Regions from separate parts of the Mus musculus genome. Here region 2 is linked to region 1. A link is a loop called in an ENCODE intact Hi-C map of the cell type or tissue named here. Cell type or tissue: heart. All regions are shown on one strand. Links, peaks and the distances in the headings refer to the core of each region. The heading gives the core; the rest is flanking DNA. Region 1 has its middle 5.1 kb from the start of Eprn. Region 2 has its middle 41 kb from the start of Gm30154.

Region 1 (9,752 bases), core at 958-8,957:
AGGGAACATGCTTAGAAAAGCCCCGATAGACAAAATTAGGCAAAATGGATACTATGCAACAACACAGGTGAAATGGATATTATGTAACATAATGGTTCCTATCATGGGAGCTACAGCTTTGAGATGAGTTTAAGAGGACACCATTCAGCTTCATCTTTTTTTTTATGGTAAGTAGTCTATCAGGCATGCAAGGTATGGTAGGTGTCTATGATGAGGAGAGATTCCAACGCCAGGCCAAAAAGCCTGTCTACTTTCGAACTGTTGGTCAGTGTTGTCTAAGAGCCTCCTAAAACCTCATAGGCCATTTAAGAGGACACCATTCAGCTTCATCTTTTTTTTTTTATGGTAAGTAGTCTATCAGGCATGCAAGGTATGGTAGGTGTCTATGATGAGGAGAAATTCCAACGCCAGGCCAAAAAGCCTGTCTACTTTCGAACTGTTGGTCAGTGTTGTCTAAGAGCCTCCTAAAACCTCATAGGCCGTTGCTATTTCACTTGGCTGCCTGCCAGAGGTAGAAAGTAAGTCCCCATTCCTGGAGACACCGTGCACTTCAGACACAGGACTAAAAGCACCTGAGCTGGAACTGACCTGAAAGCCTCTTTTCTGAAAACTAAACTTCATGGTACCAGAAAGGCTCCATCCCAGCTTCTAAAGGAAGACAGCAAACAATAGTCTACCCAGCTATGACACCTGTGTACCACAGTTATGATCAGAGTGGCATGATAGCCCCAAAGGTACAGGAGTGGCATCCAAATCTTGACTCTAACTGTAGTGGTTTGAACAGGTTTGGCCCCCATAGACTCACGTATCTGAGCATGCTCGGCCCAGGGAGTGGCACTATTAGGAGGTGTGGCCTCGTTGGAGTAGGTGTGGCCTTGTTGGAGGAAGTGTGTCATTGTAGGGGTGGGATTTGATACCCCTCTCCTTGATGCCTGGAAGACAGTCTTCTTCCTGGCTGCCTTCAGATCAAGATGCAGAATTCTCAGCTCCTTCTCCAACACCATGTCTGCCTGGATGCTCCAATGTATTCTGGCATGATGATAATGGACTGAACCCTGAAACTGTAAGGCAGCCCCAATTAAATGTTGTCCCTTATAAGAGTTGCCTTGGTCATGGTGTCTGTTCACAACAATGAAATCCTAAGACAGTAACCAATAGCTCTCTAGTTAGACTTAGAACCCTTTGATCTCTGGTCCTCTGGAAGATCAGTCAGTGTTCTTAACTGCTGAGCCTCTTTCCAGATCCCCAATTTTACTTTTAATTTGAGTGGCCATTTTAAACAAAAATTGACCATTTAAGTAAATAGTCTCTCTTGTCTGTGACAGCCTCACAGTTCGAGGGTTGTTGTTCTTAAGGCTTGGCATAATAGGGTAGGAACCAGATATATTCATTTGGCCTCATATGCTAAGGTACATGTACTCACACACACATGCACATACACCACACTCATACAAAAATATGAGAAATAGAACAATAAACAGAAACAGCATGGAAACCAATGAAATGTAGAACAACAGAGAAATCCTTCTAAGAGCAGTAAACTGAAAGACACCAGCACTGAAGTCAAATACAGCCTGTGTCAACTGGGGTGTGATCCTTAGGCCAAGCTTATTCAAACCATCATAAGACTACAGGGAATTTTCTTAGTTAGTGATTAAGAGAGAGGACCTAGCCCACTTTGGGTGGTGCCATCCCTGGGCTTGTGATCTTGGGTTCTTTAAGAAAGCAGGTGACCTGGGGTTATCGTGACAGGTCCTGCCCTTGCCAACAAGGTAAATGATGTTCTGAGCAGCTTCATGCTGTCACCTTTGGCAACCAGGAGACATGGACATCATGGTATTTAAAGGTCAAAAGTTATCAAAAATCAACTGAAGAAAAAATAGAAAATGTAGACTGTCTAGTCCTCTGACTCTTATAGACCTCATGGCACGGTTAATGTTGTCAACTTGACAGAATCTAGAGCACTCTGGGAGATGGGCTTCTGGACATGGAAATACCCATGTTAGTTACAGATAGGACTATTTCCTAGACAGGAAATCCTTGACTGTATGAAAAGAAAAAAAGTGAGCTGAGGCCATGTTTGACTCTCCTCACAATCATCTTCACCCCATGCCTGGATCAGTCCTACTTTGTACTGGCGTCCTGTCCTTTTGGATGTGTGATGCTGGCCATGCCTGGTCGTCCACCTGAACTACCCAAGGCTGAAACACAGGCTGAGCACAGGCTGGTTTCCTATGAGCAGCTTCTGACCCATGCTTTTAGGGATTTGTGGGTAGCCAGACCTTATGGTCCTTGGATGCACCCTGGCTAAGCAGCTCCTTAGCCCAGTGCAGAGACCCCATCCTTGTGGACATTGCAGCCTTGCTGCAGTAGGCTCATGCCATCCTGGGAGCTCATCTGTTTTACCATGCCTCCCAGTGACATTTCCAAGGGTGAAGGTGCTCTCACATTTCCCAAGGACACTGCCACAGGTGCTTCCTAGGAGGCCACCTGGACCCTGATATTATCCTAGCTTCCTCTCCTGGAATTTAAGCTGGAGCTTAGAATCCAGACATGAGTGCTGATTTTACAAGATTTCATTTCTGCTAGCTTTGCTACTTTTTAATGAAGGTTTTTTTTTTTTTCTTCTCTTTCTTGATCCCAACCAAAATAACATGTGAACCAAACTTAGGTGCCTGCTTTTCTGCTTCAGAGAAAAAAACATTTGATTTTGACTAACAATTAACACAGTGATTCCTGTGACTGGAACATGAAACCCATTGTGGAAAAGACCCTATCTCCTAGTTGTCAGGAGTCTAGTGCTTTTTGTTTCTAAGTAATAGCACTTTGGAGTCGGACTTGCGTGTTCTACTTATATTTTATCTCATATATGTGAGTAAATCACTTAGAGAGCTAGAAACTTAACAGGTTTAGTTGAGAATTAGTCTCCTGCTCAATCAAGAATTTGTCTCTTTTTCTTTAAAGTGGTTTTGTCATTCCTTATAGTGTGTTTGTGGAAGGAAAGAAGAGGTGATGGGGCTACTCAGCCTCATTTGTGTGATGCCCTGGCCATGGACAGACGTGAATCTAGATACTAATTGGAACTGTGGAACTTACCTTTTTATCTAATTATCAAGACACTTCATAAGTGAGTCCAACACGGAAGCTGGGAGATGGAAGTCTGTCTGGTTTCTGAGCGCTCTTGTCTATGACCAGAGTATGGGATTACTACCTGGACATGCCGCTCAGCACGGGCTGGAGACAGTATGAACATCGCATCCTCTTGGATGCACGGATGGAAGTGTAGACTTGAGATGGGTGTGGCTCTCTTTATGCAGACTTGAGATGGGCGTGGCTTTCTTTTCTTCTGTGATAAAGGCAGGACAAGTTGATAAGACACCTCATTTCTGCCACACCAAGGAGTAGCCACCGGACAGCAACAACCCACAGGAGGAAAAAAAGAATTTATCTGGGATTTGGTGGGAGCTCCTCAGAGTGATCCTTCCACATAAGATGTCCAGGGCAGCGGCAGACATGATCTGGAGTCTGAAATCTGTGGTCAGGTCAGAGACTAAAGCAAGTCTGCTATGGCCTTTAAAGGCCTCAGCCCGGTGAGGTGAGCCCACCCTTGAAGGGAAGGGCTATCTTCTTCAGAACCTGCTGGTTTCAATACCAGTCTCATCTAAGAATGACTTCAAGCAACAGCCAAGGTGGTGTTTAACTAACAGCAGGGCTCTTCCGCCTTGCCAAGTGTATCATTAAGTTTACCATCTGATAAAGAAGACGTATTATCGACCTCTGGAGCTCTAGCAGCCGTGTTGCCACTGTGAATAACCAAAAGTGAGGGAAAGACTGGCAGATGGAGAGCAGTGACTTTCACCTTTGCTTTGTTAACCCTCTGACACTAACACCTATCTGTGGGTCAGCTGCCATGTTTTTAATTAAAGGCTATGCCCAGGGTACGTCAGAATCCACCGCCAGCACAGGAGGCCCTGTTCTCAGTCAGCCCACAGGAGCTTGTCTCTGTCTTTGTCTCCAGACTGTGGACATTTGTGTTAACCCTACGGTAGAAAAGTTACTCACCCATGAGCAGCATTCTGAGGACTTAGAGGCTCTTGGCTCAGCCTCTCAGCAGAGCAAAGATAACACCGGGAAAGCTTCTTGGAGTGCGAGCACGCTCATATGCCACACGCAGAAGGGGGAGAGCAGGCAGCCTCAGTTATACACCACTGGCCCTGGGCACTAGCTCCCCTGTTGTATCCCACATTGCAGCTCCCACCAGCCTCTCTGCCTCTCTTCAGACCCTGCACCTTCCAGGTTATCTCCTCAGGGATGACTAGCTTCCTTAGAGAGGCGGCCTCATCTCAGATGACTTGTCTTCATCTGCAGCAAAGGGGAAATGTTTATTCTGAAAAGAGCAACAGACACGTTGATTTCATTGCACAGGCAAGTACAAATCTTCTCTCAAGTAAGAACAAACTGGAACCAGTAGAGGTGTCCATCTGGTGTTCCTAGACTGCCCTCTATGGACATGAAGCTCTCCAGCTGACCCATTTTCGTCTCTCCTTCCCTCCTTCCAGTCAGTCTGGAATGTACAAACACACACACACACACAAAAACAAGCTCTTCTTCTTCTTCTTCTTCTTCTTCTTCTTCTTCTTCTTCTTCTTCTTCTTCTTCTTCTTCTTCTTCTTCTTCTTCTTCTTCTTCTTTTTCTTCTTCTTTTCTTCTTCTCCTCCTCCTTCTTCTCCTCCCCTCCTCCTTCTCCTCCCCTCCTCCTTCTCCTCCCCTTCTCCCTTCCTCCTCTTCTTCCTTCTTCTTCCCCTAACCCTGCTGCTACTGCTACTATGACTACTACCAGTGCTGCTGAGAAAAGCCAAGTTTGCCTCTTTACTTCCTCTCCTCACAGGACATATCAGGTGACAGGGGATCCTCCTATGGCCATCAGAGATGGTCACAGATTTAACCTCTGGTTCCATGGTGTGCTGTGGCCATTACTCACCCATGAGAGGGGTTCTGAGGACTTAGAGGCTCTTGGCTCAGCCTCTCAGAAGAGCAAAGATAACACTGTGAAAGAGCTTCTTGGAGTGTGAGCACACTCATACTCTACACACAAGGGCAAAGATAGCCACTGCCCTCTATGCCTAGAAAGAGCATACAGCAGGGAAACAAAAGAGTGGCTGAGTGACTGCCACTGGCAGCAGCCAATTCAGAAGTCCACAGCAGGCATGCAGGAAGAGGTTGATTTAGCTCAGATGATCAAGGAATATGAAGCAGTCATTCCACACACATTGACAAATCAGACACAGGGAGGGAGGAATTGCTTCAAGCATTCCCAAGGTCAGCTGTGCTACTGATTTTAGAATCCAGGGAGGGGACATCTCTTCCGACAAGCCCAGAAGATGCTTCTGGGTGCAGGTGTCATGGGGATTCCGGGAGAGAAGCAGGCAGCAGATCAGGTCTGCAAAGATCTGGCTATGATAGCTCAACTCTCCCTACCAGGACAGGCTGTTGCTTGGGATCTCAAGCTGCCCTTTGCTGGTCCAACCAAGTCATGTGTGATTCAGTGACTGCCACCCAGAGACCAGCTTGTCATTCAAAAAATCTGTGCAGACCATGCCCACAAACCCAGTGCTGTAGGCAGGTAAGTGTAGGGTGGCATGGAAACACGGTGGAGCTCAGTATGCGTATCACCTACTACATGGTGATGATACAGACCTTGCAGAAAGGGAACAGGATTGGCTCCCACACTCTTCGAGGTGTGAGGCCCACCCAGGCTTTAATTCCTCTGAGGGAGAACTTAAATGGTGACACGGTGCCTTCTCAACTCTGATCCTAAAGAGCCGAGCTGCCTTGAGAACCTCGGAGGATGTGTGTGGGGGGACCCCAGGATCAACACCAGACACTTCTGGAGGCAGATCTCAAGTCTGACCCACAGCCTCGTCCATGGACAGCTGCAAAAGCCTGTGTAACCCTATGAGGGGACAGGCTTCCTGTTCAGCAAAGTGGCACATGGTACCTTGACCTAAGCAGAGATGAGTCGGGTCAGTCAGGAGGGTGTCTGTTCTGGCTCTGGACTTCAGGAGGAGAAACGGGAGTAGGGACCTATAACAGACACGGCTGGGCCTGGGACCTCCACAGTCCTCTAAGTGTAGTGAACAAGGGTCCACCTTTCAGGGTCCACACTTCTCTAGTCATTCTTTCTCCTTATTCAGTACATTTCCTCGCAATCCCTCTTGATTTCATTAACCAGTTGTACTTTCCTCAAACGGTTCAGTTAGTTTAAACTCTGAATTTCAAGCCCAAGGATGCGGATCCACAGGAGGAGCTTCATTTCATTCTACCATCAAATGCAATTCAAGAAGGGACTGCTCTTTAATTAAAGGAGGAGAGCCCGTATTTTGTGAAGACTTAACAGCGTGCTTACGCCGTGGAAGAAAAATTAATTTGGAAATGAACGAGACCCTGGGGTTGAAAACTGTTGAATTTACTGGCCTTGTGCAGCAATCACTTTTCATATTTCAACTTAGTGTTATATTTTTAATAGTTTCTAAAAAAAAATTACACCTGTCAAAATAAATAGTACAATCAGAACAGCCAGCTCTGCCGTGAGACAGAGTCATGAGTGTGACTGCAGCACTTTCTGGGATACTTGGATAAGTATTGCTCTATCCTCCAAGGAATGTTAAAGCCCCCTCCTTTGTAAAACCTCTGCACAGGCCGCACACCTGGGCTGGGGGTGGGGGCCCTCTCTTCTGCTAAGGGGAACAGAGCAGAAATGGAGCTTGATCCAAGGGTTGGGTGCAAGCCTATGGCCACTGGGATTTAACGTGTTCTGTGCACATGCCACAGAGCCATGACAACAGATGTAGACTATGTGTGGATCCTCCCTCAAAGATGATACTCATAAAGCAGCAGAGACTTAGCCCTGGTGGCAGAGTGGCCATCTCTCCAGGCAACGGAAGCTCTTCAGCACAGAAACAGCTTTCTTTGCCTTTTGGAGACCATGAGGATCTAGCCTGTTTTCTGGAGGTACCACAGGCAGAAAGTCATGACAATAGGGGTTGTAAAGCCTTCCACTAGATCTTAATAAGAACCAGGGTCAAGGGCTAGAGAGATGGCTCAGCGGTTAAGAGCACTGACTGCTCTTCCAGAGGTTCTGAGTTCAAATCCCAGCAACCACATGGTGGGCTCACAACCATCCGTAATGAGATCTGACGCCCTCTTCTGGTGTGTCTGAAGATAGCTACAATGTAGTTGCATATAATAACAAATAAATCTTTGGGCCGGAGCAAGTGGGGCTGGACTGAGCAGGGCCTGACTGAGCAGGGCCGGAGCAAACAGAGGTCAGTTCCCAGCAACCACATGATGGCTCACAACCATATGTATAGCTACAGTGTACTCATATATATGTAATAAATAAACAAATCTTCAAAAGGACCTTAACAAGAAGACACAAACATAAGCTCAGATATGCACACATACACCATGTACATACATACACATATACACAAACATGTACATGCATAGACACATTTTCACTCACATACACGCATACACAGAACACACACACACTCACAGACTCATCCTTTACCGTAGCAGACCCAGCCCAGACCACAGGAATCGGAATCACAGGAAGATGTAATCTTGTTCCTATAACTAACACACTCTAAATAATCTGACATTCCATTGGATTTTCAAAGGCCTTCCAAGCCCTAAGTGAACAGAGCTGTGAAATCTCATAGGCTCTGTCCTCCAACATCAGCATCTGGACAGTTATTTACCTGGCATCTGGGGGACCAGAGGAGCAGAAAATCCAACACCACATTGGAAAATGCATGGCCACCCAGACCCACTCTGCCAAGAAATAAGTACTCAGAATTCTAAGGGGAGTAATCATGTCGGCAGCATCAGACTCAGGAAGAGAGCTTGCCATGGCTGGCAAACACTGGCAAGGGCCACAGACCGTCACACAGTCATCAAGACCTGCTGCCCAGTCACTGCAGACTCAAGGTGACTCACCGTATGGCCAACCAGCCCATTAGGCACACACAGAAAAATTCCTTAGAGATTTTTTAAAACTAGGTTTTTTCCCCCCACAGCACAAAAATGAAATTGTGTGGAAGTTTATCAAATAAAAAGTCAGAGCCGGTCTTCCAATTCTAGCAAAGACCTAGATTCCTGGATTATTTGTGTTTGTTTCTGTAGGTGTAGAAAAATCAGATTTTGATGAGATATTTGGGATATTTATTTTCTGCACTATTAACTATTTCCCGTCTTGACAATCCCTCCATCTTGATATATGAAGTCACAATTTATTCTTTTTTTTTTCCTTTTTTTTTCCATTTTTTATTAGGTCAATTTATTCTTTCATGTGTGTAAATATTCTGATGTGCATCTGTGTGTGTGTGTGTGTGTGAGTGTGTGCACGCGCGTGTGTGTATGTGTGTGTCTGGGAATGTGTACATGGACACATATATGTGGTACCCATATGAGCACATATGGAGACCAGAGGTTGATGTTGGATATATTTCTTGATTGCTCTCCACCATAGTTTTGGAGACAGAATCTCTCACTGAACCTGGCACTCATTGCTTGGCCAGACTCCCTGGTAACTGAGCTGTGCTTTGGGGATCCCCCTGTCTCCACAGCCCCCAAAGCACAGGTGCTACAGACACCTGCCACCCACCATTCTCTGCTTTTAAGTTAGTGTGAGGAACCCCAGTTCATGTCCTCATGGTTACACAGCAAGCATGTTATCCACTGTGTCATCTCCCTGGTCCACACCTCATTCTTTTAAAATGGCTCTACAGAACTCCAGCATCAGGGGTGGCAGGCTGGGTTAACACTCTCTTTCCATGAACATTTGATTTTTTCACTTTCCACTCACATGACAATGTCTCTGAAAGTGTCTTTGTCAGTGTCACGCACAAGTGTATTTCCAGGGACGTTCTCTATAAATAAAACTGCCAAGTCCAGTGATGAGATGAGCAAGTGTTAACAGTGTGTTTGCCCTGCTCAAGGGCTCCTGTTTCCTTTAGCAAAAGGGTCACTACCTCTGGCAGCCTTTGTTTGTGAGCTACTCCTTCCTTGGACGACTTGGGTTTTCTCTTTGCCTTTGTTATCCAGTGTTCTCTGTGGGCCACAGTCCCAGTGGAGCATGGCCTGGGGCAGGTGCACAGGGAAGCATCCTCACCCCCACGGAATGGTGGCCGATTGCTCTCATCCTTTCAGCTCTGAGAACCTATGTTCCTTCTCTGATTGGTTGTGTTTCCTTCCCTCTTCCCTGGAATCCCAGGGAAGCGCTGGGAACTGTGGAGAGAGCATGCCTGTCTCTTTCCCTCCTTTCTTCAGTGCTTCTAACTACAGTAAAACACATAATGACTGTCTTTCCGCTAACCTCTGACCTCTGACCTCTGCTCCTGATAGGTTTCCTCAGCTGAAACTGGCAAGTCACCAGTGTGATCTTGAGTCCTGTCAACAATGCTTCCCTGTCTCATCCTTAATTTTTTTCTCTTTAGAGAAACATTCATAATTAAAATCTTGTTTTTTTGTTTTTTTTTTAATTTTTGTTGTTGTTCTTACTTGGATGAACAGGCTTGTTTTACTTTATGTATGCTTTAAATTCTCCACTATGCCTCCGTAAGTAAAATATCTGTGATCATTTTATAGATCTAGATCCTGAAGTATTTGCTTCCCAGCCTACCCATTCTGCCTGTTTACTTCTTTTTTTTTTTTTTTTTTTTTTTTTTTTTTTGTGAACCTAGTTTTAT
Region 2 (9,752 bases), core at 550-8,549, 260 kb before region 1:
GGGAAGAGATGGGAAGACAGAACAGGAGGAGAAGGGCTCTATCACAGGACAATCAAGGACTGTATGCTCATTCCAGAGCAAGCACAGGCCTAGACTAGCTTCACCACTAATTCACTGAGCATAAGCAGACCTCTGAACTAGCTGTGCCCCATCTCCTCAGTGAGTGGGGTGTGCAACTTGAATATGATCTCAAATAGAGGTCAAGTAACTATAGACGTTGATAAGCAGACTGTGAATGTGAGGTTGGACTGGGTGAATTCTTTCTGAATCATAGACATCTCTGGGCTACAAAAGATCGAATAAGGTCTTGATGGTTTTTACTGTCTGTTCAGAGCCCCAGGGCCCCATCAGATGAACTACCAAGGGAGTAAGGCTGAGCCAGACAATGGCACACAGCTGTGATCTTAGAGGCTGAGGCAGGATAATCACTTAAGCTTAGGGAGTAGCCTAGAAAGCCTCTACAGAAAAGAAGAAGAGAAGAGAGAGGTGAGAGGAGGGAGGAGGGAGGGGGGAAGCGAAGGGAGGAGTGGGGAGGGGGAGGGAGGAGAAAGGAGAGGAGAGGAGAGGAGAGGAGAGGAGAGGAGGGGAGGGGAGGGGAGAGGAGGGGAGGGGAGGGGAGGGGAGGGGAGGGGAGGGGAGGGGAGGGGAGGGGAGGGGAGGGGAGGGGAGGGGAGGGGAGAGGAGAGGAGAGGAAAAGGAGAGAGGGAGAGTCAAGTTCTGGGGCCCAGGACACTTGTATCTGCTGTTCAGAAATATTGCCACTAGATGGTGCCAGGTCCATTTTTGCAGCAGCACCTACAGGTTCTAGGTAGACTTACCTCACAGGTCAAAAACAGGTGTGTGTGTGTGTGTGTGTGTGTGTGTGTGTGTGTGTGTGTGTGTGTGTGTTCACTTAATGCTCCTTGTCCATCAGACAAGGCCACTAGAAAAAGACACATCTGGGAGCATGAGTTTACTGCCCCACATCCCACCCCCTCACTGTTGCCCCTGTATACCCTGAAACACAAAGGAGCCTAGGCTGGAAGATCTCTTCCCCCATTTCCTTGAGGTTGGGTGGAAAGAAGGAAGAGAAGACATAGCAGAATAGGTAATTCATGTTACAACTAAACTGAAAAATGAAACAGGCACCCCTGTACATAGGTACAGAATTTTAAGGCTCCAGAAGTTACATGTAGTACAATGTGCAAGATCTATAGACTCCAGAAAACTGGCTCCCAAGCCTTACCCATGTCTGGTTTGACCTGGTTCACTCTTGACAGATCCACAAGGCATCGTGCAGAGGACTTGCCTTAGGCTTTCTCAAGATGCTCAGGTGTACATCTCCTTGGTTTACACCTAGCGGCCGCTGAACACCACACCAACAACTATATTGTGTACCATTACCTGGACACTGACTTAAAACCTGATGCAGAGGATGGCAAGATGGCTTGGTGGTTAAGACCACTTGTTGCTCTTGAAGAGGACCTAAGTTTGATTACCAGCACCTACATCAGGTATTTTACAACTGCTTATAAGTCCAGCTCCAAGAGACCCAATGCCCTTTTCTGGATGCTGAGGGCATCTGCACTCATATGCACATAGATACATGCACACACACACACACACACACACACACACTATAAGCCATGTAAAGGGAGCAATGTCCCCTTCTTGTATCCTAACCTCGAGACATCATGGAAAGAAATGGCTCTAACAGTAAAAGTGCCTGGTCAGTTGCTGAATGCATTCTTTGAGATGCCCGTCTTTCCAAGTAGAGCATCAGAAACACAGGCCCAACTACCTCTGGGCACCTGTGATGTGCCAGTTGGTTTGTCTTGGCTTCAGCTCAGTGCCTGGTGCTAGTTCCTCAGAAGATAATTCTGCAATGACTGGTGTTCGTGCATGCATGAGGTTTTGAAAGTGATGACCGTTACACTCCAGGTAGAGCCACAGCCCCCACAGGTGATGGCTGAGTGTGGGTCTCGCTGGAGTTGAGGGATGTAACCCTCGCCAACCTGGAGCAATGGGTGACAAGGCTGACAAGTTTCTGGTAAACAGCAGACCCAGCAGCGCTCCATTCACCTGCTCACTCATTCTACTTCCGTTTGCCTGAAAGAAAAGTCTAAGTGGTCTCCCAATAACTTAAGGCCTCAAAATAACAAGTCTTACTCCTGGAAATGGACCCACGTGGTCCCAGTCTCATCCTGCTAAGATGGCATGCTCCCCTTCCCAGACCAATTATTCTCACCTGAACTTCACACACAAAGCAACAAAAATTAATTTAGTGAGAACTAGCCTGCTACTCAACTACACTTCAGGAAATAGCCCTCCAGTTCTAAAATCAATAACGCTTAACCCACAGCCCTTCAGTCATATGCATGCCTTGCTCAGGAAATGTCCTCTCTTTCTTGTCCAGGACTGGCAGGATCAAGAGCCCCCAGCCATGTACCAGATACCCCAAAAATAGTACTCAGAATTAGCTACATGAAAGGCATGCTAGTGTCCCTCTCTCATCTGTGGTGGCAAGAGGGACAATGATAACTTTACAGCACGAGGTCCCTTCATCTCAAGGAGTTTCTGAGCCAAGAACAAAGCCAAACTTTTAAGAGAGTAATGTTCTGGTTTGGTTTCTGTTGCCTTGATAAAGCTCTCTAAACAAAAGAGTATTTAGGAAAGGAAAGGATGTTCGGACTTACATTTTAGACAGTCTGAAACACTGAAGGACATCAGGGCAGGAACCCTGACGAACATGGAACATAACCCATGGAAGAACACTGCTTACTGGTTCATGCTTAGCCACCTTTGTTACACAGCCTAGGACTGCCTGCCCAGGGAATGGTGCCACCCATAGAGGACTGGACCCTTCTTCATCAATTAACAATCAAGAAAATTCCCCACAAACATGCCCACAGGCCAATCATATCTGGGCAATCCCTCAACTGAGATTCCCTCCTCGGGTGACTGTAAACATTGTCAAGTTGAAAATCTACAACTTGTAAGCAATGACAGTCTTTAGTCAATACAGGGTCCTGTGTCTTTTGAACTGGATGGTTGGAGGAATATGTAAGAGTTTGGATTTGCAAGCTACGTACGAAAACAGAGCTTAAGTAATGGCCATTCTGTTAAAAGTTCAAATGAACCAAATGCCCAGAGAAATATGGCCCATGAAGGTCTAGCAATGAGATCTCAGTGGGAAGTAATAATTCTATCAGGAACCAGAGGCTACATTGCTACATTCTGGCAAGGAATCTGGATGGATTCTGCTGGTGTCCTGAGTACTTGGGTGAGGGTCAATTCAAGAGTAATGAATTCAGTTTGTTTGGTGGAAGATATTTCAAGACAGTATACTGTTCGGGCTGTATGGCTGCTACTTCTGGTTCTTTGCCAAGTCTCAGTGAGAGAGCTGCAAGCAAAGGAGAAAGACACCAGGCATGTGCAGCCTGGATGAGTCATAGAGGTGAATATAAAGCTAACTTTTTTTCTACTTTTAAGCCTGTTGTGGATTTTTAGGTTTTGGCCTTTGGTTTCAGGGTTTTCTGCTGATAAGTGCATAAATGATAGTTTTTACTTGATAGTGAAAGTATAAAATCTAACGTGAAGCTTCAGAGCTTCAAAATGGCCATTCCAACTGTGTAGAAGTTTGCTGAGATGTATAGACTTTTATATATATATCCTTATGTGATATATGGTGATATATAACTGTATATGATATATAACTGTATATGATATATGCACATATATAAGGTTATATTATTTATAAGGTTTTATAAATAAGATTATAATATATGTATTTATTTATTTTATATATAATTATATATAATCTTATATGGAATAAAAGTTTTGAGGAAAGGGCTGTGTGCATGATTAAAATTGCAGACAAGGAGTGTGTGAAGAAAGCAGCTGTAACCGTGAAAGATTAAAAGTATTAAAGAAAAGCCTGGTGCTCTGCAGCTGGGAAGAGGAAAGGGTCCCTGAGGGCAAGACCCACTCACCAGAGGTGGTAACTCATCAAAATGCAAATATTCCTGAAAGAGCCTAAACTGAGACTGCCACCGAAAGGGTTCCCTGCTGGACATAACTACTAGAGAAGCATTTCCTTAGATTTAGGCACCACGTCAGACTTAGATTTGTGATCTAAGAGTGTCAGCCTACATTTGACGATTGGAGCAGAATCTGAGAGTAGCATCTACATGAGGCTGGTCCCGCAGACATGCAAGATGTAACAGAGAACCCAGGTTCCACAAAGCTTCTGAGATGAGGCAGTGTGTGGCAGGAGGTGCCTTTGCATAAAGCTTTAAAGGTGAAGCTTATGTTATAGCTAAAGCCCCTAAGTTGCAATGCTGGATGTGGCAGGAACTCTGTCAAGGGGAACTGCAGGTGTGGGGTGGAGTCGGTCCAAGAGCGGTCACATGTGCTGAAGATAGCAGAGATGAAGGGGTAGGGCTGCCAAAGACCAGTGAAGCCTAGATGATTCCATCACAGTCCCCCAGTGCTGAGCATGATCTGCAGGGTCTGGTGTTTGCTGAATTTGGGTCTTGTTTCGCTCTTATCTCTCCTTTTCCATCCACCTGTTCTCCAAATTGAGCACGTGACTGTTTAGTCTACATTGTTATATATTGGATGTATGTGGCTTGTTGTTGTACAAGGATCATAGTTAAGACATTGCTTTAAGAACAGATTGGACTTAGGGATTTTAATTGTGTTTGAGCTGTTAAAGACTGTGGAGGCTTTTGAAGCAGAAGAATGCATTTTGCATCATGAGATGACTGTAAGCCTATGGAATCCAGAACACGTGTGGTTTGAATAGAAAATGCCTTCAAAGGATTATATGTCTGAACACTTAGTCCCCAGCAGATGGTGCTGTTTTGGGAGATTTTGGAACCTTTGGAAAGTGGGGCCGTATGGAAGGAAGCTGTCCACTGAGGGCAAGCCCTGAGGTTTCACTCTCTGCTTCCTGACTGTGGATACAATGTCATGAGCCTCCTCTCACTCCTCTTATCATGCATTACCCACCATGATGGGCTGGATTCCCTCAAACGGTGACCTACTACAAATCTTTCCTTTTTTAAATTGCTTGTCAAAATATTGTCAGGTATTTTGTAACAGGGGGAAAAAAGAGTACATAATGCTTGTGACCCCAAAGTACGTTTCTTTATTCTGTGTACCAGGCAAAAGGAGGCCCTCACTCTTTAAGATGATTAACATTCATTTGTACCAGCTGCAGCATGTTGATAAACTGTTTTAAACATTTGTCTTGTACATATCCCTCCTTTGGCAGAGTGTATGACACTGGTAGAAGAAAATGGTCTGACAGGCAGGTCAGCTGCACACAGGTTACAGTAGGAGGACTCAACTTACACTCAACAGACCTGACCTTCACTCCTGCTCACCAGGACACCTGACACACATGTGGCTAATATGGCAGTCATACTCTTCCCAGGACCTTGCTTCAAGTTGGTCATAGCTCAACACTATGATGAGACATTTCTTAGTATGAGCTGGGTCTAAACACAGCCCATGGAGTAGAATATGATTACAGGTCTTCGTTACATGTTCTGGGAATGATGACTTGAGTTCTGGTACTAACGTGTCCATCTAGATGACACTAGAATTAGGTGACAAACATCAGACTCTGTTGGACCAGGAAAGATATGGAGTCCTTCAAGTAGCTCCTAATAGAAGCACCTACATCAATAGTCTGGAGTTGTATGCATTTTAATGCCTATTGGAGTGTTTGGGAATCTGTGTCATCTAACTTCACAATGATGGGGCCATTGTAACCCAATGTCCCACTGCTGCCCCATCCAATAGCATCCCTCTTGAGAAGAGTGTGGGAATCCCTGCGATTCATCTTTGCAATAAGCACACATTTCAATAATAACAAGGTAACTGACAATGGAACTTTCAGAGCAATTGGGGCTGACCCGATGGCTTGAAGCCATCAACAAAGGGTCATTGAAACCCTCAAGGAGAAGACACTCTGGAGAAGTAAGCCTCCTGTGACTGGGATATAGGCTCAAAACTGTGATAAAGGAGATATCTAAGAGAAGAAACCTACTTAATTGCAGTACCCTTTGAAAAGGCCCCCAGTGACATGAGAGGCTGGGGGTGGGAGGAGATGAGGGAGTGAATACGGTACATTTGAGGAAGGAGGCAGGCAAGATATGGCCATCGTGTGGACAGCTTGATATAGGAAAGGAAGTCAAGGCCAACACCAGTTTCTTGCTCCAGTGACACAGGTGATACACATGGACAAGTCCTCTCACTGATAAGATCAGCACAAGCAACAGGGTACATTCGTTCAAGTAATGACCACTGCTTTTGGGATGTGACAGTATGGTGGACTGCAGGTGGGTTCCTACAGAATCATGGCTGACATTCCAACTCTTCAAAATCATGGAATTAGGATATAGAAACTATGAAGTAGTGTCAGGATAAGAAAAAAGACATAAGCAGTGGAATTAGTGTCTCACACAAGAGCCCCTTTACCTTCTCCTTTACATGGGAGGACACAGCAAGAAAATGGGTTTATTCTGGGGACCAAGAAAAAGCCGTTCTTGGTACATACAGAGTCTGCTGGTGCCTTTGGATTCCCATCCCTCTTGATCCTTGACCTTGGATGTTGGTTATACAGAACTAGTAAGCAATGGTGTTGCTGATTTGGGCGACATTCTATCATGCTGTTACAGCAGCTCAAAAGACAGAGATGACTTTGGGAACCTTGAAGATGCTGCCTAATCTGAGACTCCCATGATTCATAGAGTGTAATTCTCTATGATTGCTGTGGATGGACACTTCTGAACTGTCTCCACTCAGAGCCCCATACCACTCAGGGATGGCTACCTGCTATTTCCCAGAAGGACTCTGGATCGTCATGTTGCTTTGCTCATGCTTCCTATGTGCTTAGCACCTGGCATGTAGGTACACACTGTGGTTCCAGAAACGCTATGCATTGGGAGCCTAGGGCTGAAAGCCAGAAACCCTAACATAATAATAAAGGCAGACTATAAGCAGGTAGGATGAAACAGATCTAGAGAATAAGAAACCAGGCTATATGTCATAAATGTGACAGAGGGGAAAAACAACTCTACATCCTTATAAAAGTGGGTATTGCTCACACAGAATGGGTTCTTGATTGGATGTGTGAATAGAAAGAGAAGAAGCTAGGTAGCTAGGTAGGTGGGTGGCATTAGTGAGAGCAGCCCTGTCAGCATCAAGTGTCACACAAGTAGCATGCCAGGGCTCCTTGCATAAGCTTTCATCTTCAGATTTGATATGTAGGTAAGGAAGACCTTGAACTTCTGATCATTCTGTCTCTGACTCCTGAGTGCTAAAAATATAGGTAAGTGCCATTCAGACCCAATTTATGTGTTACTGGACCCTCATGATGCTAGTCACGCACTCACGTACTGAGCTACAGACCCAAATCAATTGTTTATGTCTGTGTATAAAAAACAAGTCAGACTCTGGTATCTCTATTCAGAAAAGTACCTTGGGTTCAGCTTCATGGGGCCATCCTTCTCCCATGGTAGGAAGGGAGAAACATGTCAGATTCAGTAGCCACCAGTGTGTGACTGTCCATAACTCTATGGAATTGTCCTGGCTAGTTTTGTGTGTCAATTAGACACAATCTAGAGTAATAAGAAAAAGCCTTAGTTGAAGAAATGCCTTCATGAGCTCCAGCTGTAAGACATTTTCTCAATTAGTGATCAGTGAGTGAGGGCCTACCCATTGTGGGTGGTGTCATCCCTGGGCTGGTGGTTCTGAGTTCTATTTAAAAAAAAAAAAAAAAAGCTAAGCAAGTCATATGAAGCAAGCCATTAAGCAGTACCCTCCAAGACTTCTGCATCAGCTTCTGCCTCCAGGTTCCATCCCTCCATGAGTTTCTGTACTAAATTCCTCCAGGGATGGCTATGATCTAGAAGTATAAGCCAAATAAACCCTTCTCCCCCTCCCTGCAGCTTGCTTTTGCTCATGGTGTTTTGTTGAATCAATAAAACACCCAAGATACAATTTGCAAAACACAAGAAAATCAAGAAGAGGGAAGACCAATGGGTGGCTACTTCATTCCTCCTTAGAATAGGGAACAAAATATCCATGAAAGGAGTTACAGAGACAACGTTTGGAGCTAAGACGAAAGGATGGACTATCCAGAGACTACCCCACCCGGGGATCCATCCCATAATCAGCCACCAAACCCAGACACTATTGCATATGCCAGAAAGATTTTGATGAAGGGACCCTGGTATAGCTGTCTCATATGAGGCTATGCCAGTGCCTGGCAAATACAGAAGTGGATGCTCAAAGTCATCTGTTGGATGGAACACAGGGCTCCCAATGGAGGAGCTACAGAAAGTATCCAAGAGCTGAAGGGGTCTGCAACCCTATAGATGGAACAACAATATGAACTAACCAGTACCCCCAGAGCTCGTGTCTCTAGCTGCATATATGTAGCAGAAGATGGCCTAGTTGGCCATCACTGGGAAGAGAGGGCCCTTGATATTGCAAACTTTATATGCCCCAGTACAGGGGAATGCCAGGGCCAAGAAGCAGGAATGGGTGGGTAGGGGAGCAGGGCAGGGGAAGGGTATAAGGAACTTTCTGGATAGCATTTGAAATTTGAAATGTATATAAAGAAAATATCTAATAAAAAGAAAAGAAAAGAAAACCTAACTAAGAGAGATCTTTAAGTTTTGTTACTGCCATGCCTTCCAGCGCTCAATGGGAAACAGAACCTGAGGTCTGAAGCCCCTTGCTTACAGTGCCCCCTTCCAAGTCCTTGAAGAATTTACTTTGCCCTGTGCATAAATGAAGGGACTAGGAGGCCAGATAAAGCACGGGCCCCTGTTAAGAGTCATGGCCTTTGTGGTAGTCTTGGCTCCAGAAGTTAAGATCACTGAAGACAGAGACCAAAAGACATAGAGTTTGGAAAGAGCCCAAGGAGAAGCCATGGCCAGGAGACCATCCACTATACACTGGTCCCTTCTTGGGAAAGACTCTATTGCTGAAGTGTCTTTCACTCAGCCAATGATCAAATCCAAAATCTGACCTCTCCACCCTCAAGAACATCCCAGACTGTTTACAGGGGACTTACAAAAGAGGGAGAAATGCAGGTTTGTCAGACCAGTGGGGGATGTTTTCCTCCTGAAGTACCCTAGTGGTTTAGTGATTCCTGACTGAGCCAACATGCTCTGTGATCCTTTCAGTGCAATTCAAAACATGGTCACCGAGGTTTCCAGCTTGTGTGTGTGTGTATGTGTGTGTGTGTCTGTCTGTCTGTGTGTGTCTGTGTGTGTCTGTGTTTGTGTGAGTGTCTGTGTGGATGTTCATGTGTGTGTGTCTGTCTGTCTGTCTGTCTGTCTGTCTGTCTGTGTGCATGTGTGTGTGTGTGCCTGTGTGGATGTGCATGTGTATGGATGTATGTGTGTGTGTCTGTGTATGTGTGTGTATGTGTGTGTGTGTCTGAGTGTCTGTGTGGATGTGCATGTATGTAGATGTGTGTCTCTCTGTCTCTGTGTGTCTATGTCTGTGTGGATACGTGTGTGTATGTGTGTGTGTCTCCATGTGTCTGTGTCTGTATCTCTGTGTGGCTGTGTGTGTGTGCATGTGAGTGTGTGGGGGCATACCTAGCCTTTCTCATAAAAGCAGCAGGAAGTCACTGAATGAACCCTGTCCCTAGCTTCCTCTGATTGTCCCCCTCAGTCAGTTCTAGCACCAACAGGACCCAGCAGTGGTGAATGGCCCTCGGTAACCCAACTGGAGTACATGCACCT

What was found. A loop is a pair of places that touch in the nucleus more often than their neighbours do. Peaks named below come from ENCODE experiments on the same cell type or tissue, not always from the same donor. Only the 100,000 strongest peaks of a DNase experiment are listed, where the experiment ranks them.
Region 2: it touches region 1 in a loop (10-fold over the local background); 5 of 42 quality-filtered maps call a loop at or near these places.

The regions. Positions count from the first base shown.
Region 1 is chr13:73,347,609-73,357,360 of GRCm38, forward strand. No RefSeq gene overlaps it. Among named protein-coding and RNA genes, the nearest start is that of Eprn, 5.1 kb to the left of the region's middle. In heart, for the core only: a CTCF peak has its summit at 4,492; no DNase peak of the experiment used is centred there; H3K27ac peaks cover 989 bases.
Region 2 is chr13:73,087,250-73,097,001 of GRCm38, forward strand. No RefSeq gene overlaps it. Among named protein-coding and RNA genes, the nearest start is that of Gm30154, 41 kb to the right of the region's middle. In heart, for the core only: CTCF peaks have their summits at 752 (motif pointing right) and 4,832 (motif pointing right); no DNase peak of the experiment used is centred there.